Linked DNA regions of Homo sapiens: region 2 is linked to region 1. The links are chromatin loops, found by intact Hi-C in ENCODE. Cell type or tissue: CD4-positive, alpha-beta T cell. All regions are shown on one strand. Links, peaks and the distances in the headings refer to the core of each region. The heading gives the core; the rest is flanking DNA.

What was found. Peaks named below come from ENCODE experiments on the same cell type or tissue, not always from the same donor. Only the 100,000 strongest peaks of a DNase experiment are listed, where the experiment ranks them.
Region 2: a loop joins it to region 1, with 7 times the contacts of the local background. A loop is called at or near these places in 4 of 110 quality-filtered maps.

Annotation. Positions count from the first base shown.
Region 1 is chr16:87,873,163-87,878,538 of GRCh38, reverse strand. No RefSeq gene overlaps it. Among named protein-coding and RNA genes, the nearest start is that of SLC7A5, 6.3 kb to the right of the region's middle. RefSeq lists enhancers at 1-234, 235-876, 2,018-2,545. In CD4-positive, alpha-beta T cell, for the core only: no CTCF peak of the experiment used is centred there; a DNase peak (open chromatin) is centred at 3,208; H3K4me3 peaks cover 538 bases.
Region 2 is chr16:87,547,570-87,552,945 of GRCh38, reverse strand. No RefSeq gene overlaps it. Among named protein-coding and RNA genes, the nearest start is that of JPH3, 52 kb to the left of the region's middle. RefSeq lists enhancers at 163-668, 669-1,175, 2,292-3,196. In CD4-positive, alpha-beta T cell, for the core only: a CTCF peak has its summit at 2,350 (motif pointing left); a DNase peak (open chromatin) is centred at 2,365.

The DNA.
Region 1 (5,376 bases), core at 325-5,324:
AGCTTCTGGGGGCTACAGGTGTCCCTTGACTCAGGGCCGCCCACTCCCATCCCCGCCTCCATCTTCACACTCCAGCCACTGAGACCACGCCCGACACAGCAAGTGTGGGCTGCTGCGACCGCTGTCCCTCCGTGTTCCCTTCGCCCACATTGGAAAGAAAGTCTGAGGGTGGAAGCCAGGCATTCGGCCGGCCCTGGGAGCACAGTTCTGCAGTGATGGCAACACCAGCAGCTCAGGGTCCTCCACCTGCTGGCCCCGGGAGCACAGTTCTGCAGTGAGGATGACACCAGCGGCTCAGGGTCCTCCATCCGCCAGCCCTGGGAGCACAGTTCTGCAGTGACAGGGACACAGCAGTACCTCAGGGTCCTCCACTGGCTGGTCTTGGGAGCACAGTTCTGCAGTGATGGCAATGCCAGCGGCTCAGGGTCTTCTACCTGCTGGTCCCCAGGAGGCAGGCACAGGTGTCTCCCTGCTTCACAGAAGAGGAAACTGAGACTTCGAAAGCTGAGCCGAGTCACTCGCCTGGTGCCACCAAGTGGTAGAGGTGAGATGTGAACCCAGGACCGTTCGATTCCAGGCCTGAACTGCTTTTATCTTTTGGATGTATAGTTCACACATAACATCACATTAACCGTTAGTCATTTAAACACGTACAAATCCGTGGTGTTTAAGTCACTCCCAGTGTTGGGCAACCATCCCCATCATCTAGTTCCAAGACATTTTATCACCCCAAAGAGAGACCCCATCCACTCAGCCCTCACTCTCCATCACCCCTTCCCCCCGCCCTAAGCAGCCACGAATCTCGTCCATCTCTCTGGATCCGCCTGTCCTGGACATTCGTGCACTCGGAATCATACAACTCGTGGTCACTGACCCTTTCACGCAGCCCAGTGTTTTCAGGGGTCCTGCACGTTGCAGCGTGTCTTCCTGTGTGCGGCTGAATGACGCTCCAAGGGATGGCGGACTACACTGGGTTTATCCATCATCCACGGATGGACGGGCCTGAACTCTGACCCCGGCTCCTACTGTTGCTTCCATGTCATCTTTTTTTTTTTTTTTTCAAGACCAGTCTCGCCAGGCGCGGTGGCTCAAGCCTGTAATCCCAGCACTTTGGGAGGCCGAGGAGGGTGGATCACGAGGTCAGGAGATCAAGACCATCCTGGCTAACACGGTGAAACCCCGTCTCTACTAAAAATACAAAAAATTAGCCAGGCATGGTGGCGGGCACCTGTAGTCCCAGCTACTCAGGAGGCTGAAGCAGGAGAATGGCGTGAACCCGGGAGGCAGAGTTTGCAGTGAGCCGAGATCGCGCCACTGCACTCCAGCCTGGGTGACAGAGCGAGACTCCGTCTCAAAAAAAAAAAAAGACCGGTCTCGCTCTGTCGCCTAGGCTGGAGTGCAGTGGCATGATCTCAGCTCACAGCAGCCTCAACCTTCCTGATCTCAGGTGATCCTTCTACCTCAGCCTCCCCGGCAGCTGGAACTACAGGTGCACCACCACCACGCTGGGCTAGTTTTTGTATTTTTTGTAGAGACGGGGTCTCCCTATGTTGTCCAGGCTGGTCTTGAACTCCTGGGCTCAAGAAATTCTCCCACCTTGGTCTCCCAAAGGGCTGGCATTACAGGCATGAGCCACAGCGCCCAGCCTCCAAGTCATCTTTGACACGCAGAGCACATCTGAGAGCAGCAACAAGACTAACGTTGGGGCCAAAGTTAAGAAGTGGGGCGGAGCCTCCCTGGTGGCCGGTCATCAGCCCAGTGCCTGAAATGCATGCAAAGTCTATTTTTATTTTACCTAGTTGAACCTAAGCAAAAAATCTGGCCCTACAATCCCTAACCTTGCTCCTAGCTGTTACTGAGCAATCGCAGGGCTTCGGATTTTACTTGCAGGCATGGACACTGTTTACCGTTCCCCCATACGAACTTCAGGAAACGGGTGGGGGGACTACCCAAGTGTTCAAACAGAAGCTAGAAGGATTCGGTGAAGGAAAGTCATGAGTGTCTTTTCTTTAACAAGAATGGTGGATGTTTCCAGTGAAGAGGCAATGAGGCTTTCAAGGTGCCACCAGGGGCAGCTGAAATGAAGTTCTCTTTTTTTTGTTGTTAGATGGATTCTCAGTGTGTTGCCCAGGCTGGAGTGCAGTGGCACAATCTTGGCTCACTGCAACCTCTGCCTGCTGGGTTCAAGCAATTCTCCTGCCTCAGCCTCCCGAGTAGCTGGGATTACAGGTGCCTGCCACTGCGCCAGGCTAATTTTTGTATTTTTGGTAGAGACGGAGTTTCACCATGTTGGCCAGGCTGGTCTTGAACTCTTGACCTTGTGATCTGCCCACCTCAGCCTCCCAAAGTGCTGGGATTACAGGCGTGAGCCACCGCCCCCGGCCAAAATTCTCTTTTAACTGGGAGAATCCGCATGCTTATGAATCTGGCTGCCTATGTAAGTGGCGCCATCAGCGTGGCAGTCAGCATTGCCACGAGGATTAAAGGCCTGCCCTGGGTCTGAAGCTGGGCTTGGCCACTTACTGAACTGCCCTTTTTCTCCAACCATAAATGACAACTAACTATAGTTGCTGCAAAAATTAAATGGCATAGAGAGTGTGAAAGGAACATAAATCCTGGGACCCCACACTTGCTAACGAAAGGGAAAAGTGAAGCTGGTGACCGTGTCATGGGAACCAGCCTCCTGTTTCGGCTCCTAATTATTTAACAAACAGCTACAGAGATGAAAAGTTTGGCTGGGCTTGGTGGCTCACCCCTGTAATCCCAGCACTTTGGGAGGCCAAGGCGGGTGGATCACTTGAGGTTAGGAATTCCAGACCCGCCTGGCCAACATGATGAAACCCCGTCCCTACTAAAACTGCAAAACTTAGCCGGGCATGGTGGCAGGCGCCTGTAATCCCAGCTACTTGGGAGACTGAGGCAGAAGAATCAGTTGAACCCGGGAGGCAGAGGTTGCAGTGAGCTGAGATCGACCCACTACACTCCAGCCTGGTGACAGAGTGAGACTCCGTCTCAAAAAAAAAAAAAAAAAAAGATGAAAAGCGACACACCTCCCTCACATTTTGCCCATAAGGAAATTCCTTGTGGGCTCCAAGATCTTTACCCTAAGCGCTTCTGTTAAAGTTCACCCTGGCAATGTGAACCGTTAGCTTATCTTCACAGGTGCTGGGACGAGGGGCAGAACTGAGTCATCCCTCCGCCCACCTGAAGCAAATGCATATCTCATTGTTTCCGCTGCCCTATCGTCTAGGGTATCTTACGTGAAACGGCAGAGTCACTAAACCAGACAAAAACTTGAATTTTCCCCTACCCCCTTCACATGAAAATTGTGTACTGCCCAATATCCTGCCCTTCCCCCTTTCAATATTGAAGCCCTCAAAATCATCTTCGGAGAAAGGCATAGACCAGTCTCTCAGGTGCGCGTCCCTAATGTTGGCATTTAAAGCTAAAATGACGGAGACTTGCCTCGGTCGTCTTCCTTGACTGGCAAGAGTCTTTAAGGCCGAACACTGACTGAGTGGCTGCCCTACACACCTATCTGCCTGGAAACAGAACGGAATTTCTGATCGTACTCAGGGCAGCCCCACCTTGTCAAGCATGCAGATAGGAAAAGCTCACCTCTGAGCATAATAAAAGCATGGCTTTCAAAAACAACCTCCAGAAGAAGCAAGGACCCTTGCTATGTTAAAAGATGCAGGCATTTCTCCCCTGTGACTGAGAACCAGCCCGGCAGGGGACTCACAGGAGAGAGGCGGCCCCAGGAAGCCCCACTTCAATTAAGGGTTGTGAAGCCAGCAAATCTGAGACAGGCCTCCTTTAATTTAGAAAGCGTATTTTGCTAAGGTTGAGGGCGCACCCGTGACACAGCCTCGGGAGGTCCGGACCGCATGTGCCCAAGGTGGTTGGGGTGCAGCTTGGTCTTATACATTTTAAGGAGACATGAGACATCAATCAAGTACATTTAAAAAATACATTGGTTTGGTTCAGAAAGGCGGGACAACTCAAAGCAGGAGGGGGGCTTCCAGGCTAGAGGTAAATGTAAACATTTTCTTTTTTTTTTTTTTTGAGACAAGAGTTTCGCTCTTCCACCCAGGCTGGAGTGCAGTGGCACAATCTTGGTTCACTGCAACCTCTGCCTTCTGGTTTCAAGCGATTCTCTTGCCTCAGCCTCCCATTACAGGCGGTGCACCAACACGCCCAGCTGATGTTTATATATATATATGTGTGTGTATATATATGTGTGTGTGTGTATATATATGTGTATATATGTGTATATATACGTATATATGTATATATGTGTATATACATATATGTATATATATGTGTGTATATATGTGTATATATATGTGTGTATATATGTGTATATATGTGTGTATATATATGTGTGTATATATATATATATATATATATATATTTTTTTTTTGAGACGGAGTCTCGCTTTGTCACCCAGGCTGGAGTGCAGTGGTGCGATCTCCCGTCACTGCAACCTCCGCCTCCCACGTTCATGCCATTCTCCTGCCTCAGCCTCCCGAGTAGCTGGGACTACAGGCGCCCACCACCACGCCCAGCTAATTTTTTTGTATTTTTGGTAGAGACGGGGTTTCACCATGTTGGCCAGGCTGGTCTTAAACTCCTGACCTCAAGTGATCTGCCTGCTTCGGCCTCCCAAAGTGCTGGGATTACAGGCATGAGCCACCGCACTCGGCCAATGTTTATATTTTTAGTAGAGATGGGGTTTCACCATGTTGGCCAGGCTGGTCTTTAACTCATGACCTCGAGATCCCCCCGCCTCGGCCTCCCAAAGTTCCCAAATCGCTGGGATTACAAGTGTGAGCCACCGCGCCCAACCAATTTAAACATTTTCTGGTTGACAATTGTTTGAGTTTGTTGTCTAAAGACCTGGGATTGTTGCCGAGCATGGTGGCTCACGCCTGTAATCCCAGCACTTTGGGAGGCCGAGGTGGGCAGATCACCAGGAGTTCGAGACCAGCGTGGTCAACCTGGTGGAACCCAGCCTCTACTAAAAATACAAAAATTAGCCAGGTGTGGTGGCAGGTGCCTGTAATCCCAGCTACTCGGGAGGCTGAGGCAGGAGAATCACTTGATCCCGGGAGGCAGAGGTTGCAGTGAGCCAAGATCGTGCCATTGCACTCCAGCCAGGGCGACAGTGAGACTCTGTCTCAAAAAAAAAAAGAAAAACACAAAAGACCTGGGATCAGTAGAAAGCAATGTTTGGAGGCCGGGCACAGTGGCTCACACCTGTAATCCCAGCACTCTGGGAGGCCAAGGCGGGCGGATCACGAGGTCAGGAGATGGAGACCATCCTGACTAACACGGTGAAACCCCGTTTGTACTAAAAATACAAAAAAATTAGCC
Region 2 (5,376 bases), core at 377-5,376, 330 kb after region 1:
TCTGGAGCCTCAGAGCATCGTCTGTTATCTGACTCCAGCATTCCTCCAGTGGAAGCTTTGCTTTCTCTCAAACACGTGGGTGTTAGGTGGACTCTCTCCTCTCTGCCCCTGAGGAAATCTTGTCCCTCTAAGGAAATGCCAAGCCGGAGCCACATGCACATCTGGGATCTGATCCCGCCCCCCACTCCAGAGGACCCTGCTGACAGCCCCCCTAATCCAGGGCCGGGTCACTTCCCAATGGAAACCAAAGGGCGGGTCATCTCTGCATTCATTCATCCATCCTTTCCAGGAGCATTTGTATTTGTAATGTCGCACACCTTGTGCACCTACTCTATGCCACATACTTGACAGGCATTGTCCGGTCTCACCCGTACAACAGCCCTGTGAGCTAGGTATTATTAGCCCCTTGTACAGATGAGAAGACTGAGGCTCTGGGGTAAAGTCCGCCACTTATGCTTGAGAGTGGTGGAGGCAGGACTCCAGTGCTGACCCACATATGCGGAGCCCACTCTTTCTCACCATGCCTCGGCCTGGAGCACCTCCTCAGGCATGTCCTCAAAGCACCCACAGGCCAGGGAGGGGGAAGGACACCCGGCCAAGTGCCGTGAAGGTGCCGCCTGGAGGGCTATGTGCACAGCCGGGCATAGCACTGTGCCGAGTCGGGGTAGGAGCCGTCTGCTCCCAGCCCGAGCTGCCCACCTGGCCCAGGTGCAGCTACCGCCAAGCTGGGTCTCAGAACCACAGGGAGCCGGGAGCCAGCCCACTTCTCAGCCCTGCTGTAGCCAGACTCCTGTGGGGGCGCCCTGCCTCCTCCACTCTCCTGTGGTGTCCCTCTACCTGAGCCCCTGGGGCTGTGTAGACAAATGACCACACATTGCATGGCTTACAGCAGAAATGTACTCTCTTTCTCACAGTCCTGAGGCCAGAAGCCTGGAATCAAGGTGTGTGCTCCCTCTGAGGTCTCTAGGGGAGGACCCTTCCTGCACTGCAAAGTGGGGACAGTGATTGGCACCACAGGGGGTCCTGGGAGAGACTGACTAGGTGTGAGGGCGTCCTGCAGAGGCATTGGGGTCCCCCCATGCAGGCACCATGGCCAGACCTTGCCTGGTTTTATTGGAGAGGGTAGAGCCGTGTGTGGTGGCTCCAGGCATTGCTGGGCTTGTGGCTGCACTGCTCCAGTCTCCTCCTCCATCTTCACATGGCCTCTTCTATCTGTGCCTCTTTGCCTTTTATAGGGACACCTGGCATTGGACTTAGGGTCGCCCCTCCTCCAATATGGCCTCATCTTAACTAATTACATCAGCAATGACCTTATTTCCAAATAAGGTCACATTCCCAAGTACCAGCGGTTTTGACTTGAACATATCAATTTTTGTTTTTCTTTCGAGACAGGGTCTTGCTCTGTCACCCAGTCTGGAGTGCAGTGGCGAAATCTTGGCTCACTGCAGCCTCCACCTCCCAGGCTCAAGTGATCCTCCCGCCTCAGCCTCCCTAGTAACTGGGACTACAGGTGTGCCCCATCAAGCCTGGCTAATTTTTGTATGTTTGGTAAAGACGGGGTTTCGCCATGTTGGCCAGGCTGGTTTCAAACTCCTGAGCTCAGATGACCCACTGAGCTCGGCTTCCCAAAGTGTTGGGATTATGGGTGTGAGACACGGAACCCGGCCTTAGATATATCTCTTTAGGGATTCCCCTCTCTACACCCTCCAACAAAAGCAGGGCCGGTATGGCTGCGCACCTGTGTGGGGAGACTGGAGCCTTTGCAAGGCATTCTCACACCTGGTCAGCACCCCCACGACCCTCCGTGGTGGTGACCATCATTGACCCCACTTGAGAGGCCACGCAGCCTGCCCATGGCCGCACAGCTCGAGCGTGGTGGAGCCTCGTGGACCGGGTGTGCGGACCCTGTGCCCCCACACTCTGTCCACCAGGATGGGCTGCCTGTCCCCGAAACACACGGAGGTGGAGGAGGCGGGACTCTCGCAGGGGTTTTCGGGCTAACAGGAGAGGTGCGCGGTGCACAGCAATGGCTGCGTAGGCCCCAGGACGGCCCAGGGCTGCAGACGCTGGGGGTCTCACGTGCAAACTGTGCTGGGTGTGGGGTGAGCGGCAGTGTCTCAGGGTCGGGCGCTCCCCACGGGTCGCCTCCCGGTGTCCTCACTGGGACGCAAGCTCCGGACGGGGAGGCCCCGTCTGTTCTGCTCACCATGGCTCCCAACCCCAGAACTCAGCCAGGCCCCATAAGCACGTGGACTGGGGGAATGGATTCCCTGGTATTCAGGGGAAGGAGAAGTCCAGCCTCAGTTTCCCCGCCTGCAAAAGGGGGTGGGCGGGACGCCTGACGACCTTTGGAACCTGCCCGGGCGCGCCACCTGCTGGACGGCAAGGGCAGCACACCCGGTGGGAGCCGTCTCCAAAAAGCCCCAGGTGCTCAGCCTGGCCCTGCATGACCCACTCCCTCGGGCAAAAAAGGCCAGGAGCCTCATTCCTCCCAGTCCCCCGTGGCACAAGTGGCCCCATGCCCTGTGACTGGCAGGGGCCGAAGAGGGAGTCAGGATCTGGGCAGTGGCCCAGGAAGGACATATGCATCCGGGGAGCCTTGAAACCTCGTCCTCGGCACGCTCACACTCACACTCATCATCACACACCACACACACTCAGACACACACAAGCATTGTCACACACCCACACAAACACGTCTTTCACATACACGCTGGCACACGTACACGGCCACACGATCACACATCCATGCGTGCACACTGCCACGTGCTCACACATACGTGCAGGCACACTGCCACAAACACACATCCACGCATGCACGCTGCCACACACTCACACATACGTGCATGCACACTGCCACATGCTCACACATACGTGCATGCACACTGCCACACACATCCACGCATGCACGCTGCCACACACTCACACATCCGTGAATGCACAGTGCCACATGCTCACACATACGTGCACACACACCGCCACAAACACACATCCATGCACGCACACTGCCACACGTTCACACATCCACGCATGCACATTGCCACACGTTCACACATATGTGCACACACACTGCCACAGTCATACATCCATGCATGCACCGTGCCACGTGCTCACACATCCATGCATGCACCGTGCCACGTGCTCACACATACGTGCACACACACTGCCACAAGCACCATGCTCTCCCCATGCAGTTCTCCCTGAGAAGGGGAGTGAGGAGCAGGAAGGAGCTCCCAAGCTCCCATGTAGCTCCTTTCCCAGGCATGGTTCCAGCCCTGTGTACACAGAGCTATGCAGTATCCACCGTTCAGCCTTTCTGCCTTGACATTCTGCTTTGGACCTGTATCCACGTAGCCTTAGTTCATTTCTTGTCATGGCTCCAGTGTCCCCTTGTGTGAATTTGCCATAATTTATTTATTCATTCTGTCAATGGATGCTTCCAGGTTGCCTGCTATCCTGGGCGACACTACTGTGAACCGTAGAGGCTTGTGCTTAAAAGAAGGGCATCTGGCTGTGGGGCACACACACTGTCCACTGCACTGGCCGTTGCATGCAGCCACCCTCTTTTCAGCAAAGTGCACGATGCCCGCTTCCCTTCCCGCCCTCCATCACCCGGGTGGCCAGGTTTTTAAAGTTTTGCCAAAGTGCTGGGCATGGACAAGCATCGTGATGTGGCTTTGACTTGCAATGTCTCAGCCAGCAAAGGCACTGGTTCTTCAGACACTTAGTAACCACACATGTTTTCTCTTCTCTGACTTGCTTGTGGCTCCCTTTGCCTGTCTTTCTTTCTTTCTTTCTTTCTTTCTTTCTTTCTTTCTTTCTTTCTTTCTTTCTTTCTTTCTTTCCCTCTCTCTTTCTTTTTCTTTCTTTCTTTCTCTTTCTTTCTCTCTCTCTCTTTCTTTCTTTCTCTCTCTCTCTCTTTCTTCCTTTCTTTCTTAAGACAGAGTCTCACTCTGCTACCCAGACTGGAGTGCAGTGGCCGGATCTTGGCTGACTGCAACCTCTGCCTCCCAGGTTTAAGCAATTCTCCTGCCTCAGCCTCCTAAGTGGCTGGGATTACAGGCATGTGCCACCATACCCAGATAATTTTTGTATTTTTAGTAGAGATGGGGTTTCATCATGTTGCTCAGGCTGGTCTTGAACTCCTGAGCTCAGGCGATCTGCCCACCTTGCCCTCCCAACGTGCTGGGATTACAGGTGTGAACCGCTGCACCCGGCCTCCATCTTTCTATTTTCTTGCTTGTCTTTTATGTGTAGATTTTCAGAAGTTCTTTACAGAGTGTGGACACTTACTCTTAGACCATTAGTTGCATTGCTGATAACTTCTAATCTGTGAGACTTGCATTTTCACTTTATTTACGACAATTATTTTAAACAGAAGTTTTAAAATTTTGACATCAAAGTCATCAGTATTTTCTCCTACAGTTTGTGCTTTGGAGATCTTGTTAAAGAAATCCTTCCCTGCCCCAAAGTCATAAAGATATTATAGTTTTTTTCCCAAAAAACCTCAATGTGTTTTGCTTTCTGCAATTACAGCCCCCTTTGCTGTTAATAGCTGACTCTCCAGCAGAGGACTGTCTGGGACTGTGGGGTAGTTGGCACTCCCAGCCCCCTGCCCTCTCCCTGGTGCCTTCTCCCCTCTCTCCACCCCTATTTTCTCTTCCTTCCTCCCTCTGATCCACACGCCCCCCACCCCCATGCTGGAGTGTGGCCCAACCCCACCCTCCCCAGCACTTCCTCCCAGCTCGGCTCCAGCCTACACCATGGTCAACAAGAGCATGGCCTGCAGACACCGGCCCCAGCCCACAGGAAAGGCAGGGTGGCTTCAGATTGGAATTCCTGCTCTGTCTGCTACAGTAGGAAGGGGGCACTTGGAGGCAGAAAGCCCTGGGTCTGAGCCCAGCTCCATTGCTTGCCTACAGTGTGATCTTAGCCACGTTTCTTAGCCTGCCACCAATGTGTGCCACAAAACATGCCACTACCCACTCCAAATGCCCTGCCCCATGAATGCCACAAAACATGCCACCATGCCCACTCCAAATGTTCTGCCCCATTCCAGCCACAGAACATGCCACCATGCTCACTCCAAACACCCTGCCCCATGCCTGCCACATCATAAGGAACAAAAACCACCAGGGATCCTGCGTCCCATGTCTTCCACGGCCCTTCACATCCACGTCTGCCCCTGCCCACTCTGTTCTCTGCTCAAGGTGCTGACAGCAAAAGTAGACCCTGCTGCCCCCTGGCCTCTGGCTGGCTGTGGGGCGCCCTGGCATGAGATCAGCACAAGGCAGCAGCAGGAGGCTGGTGCTTGCCTCCCCAGAGCCCTTCAGTCCCTCCCCGAAGGTCACACACTCTGCAACTCTGAACCCCACA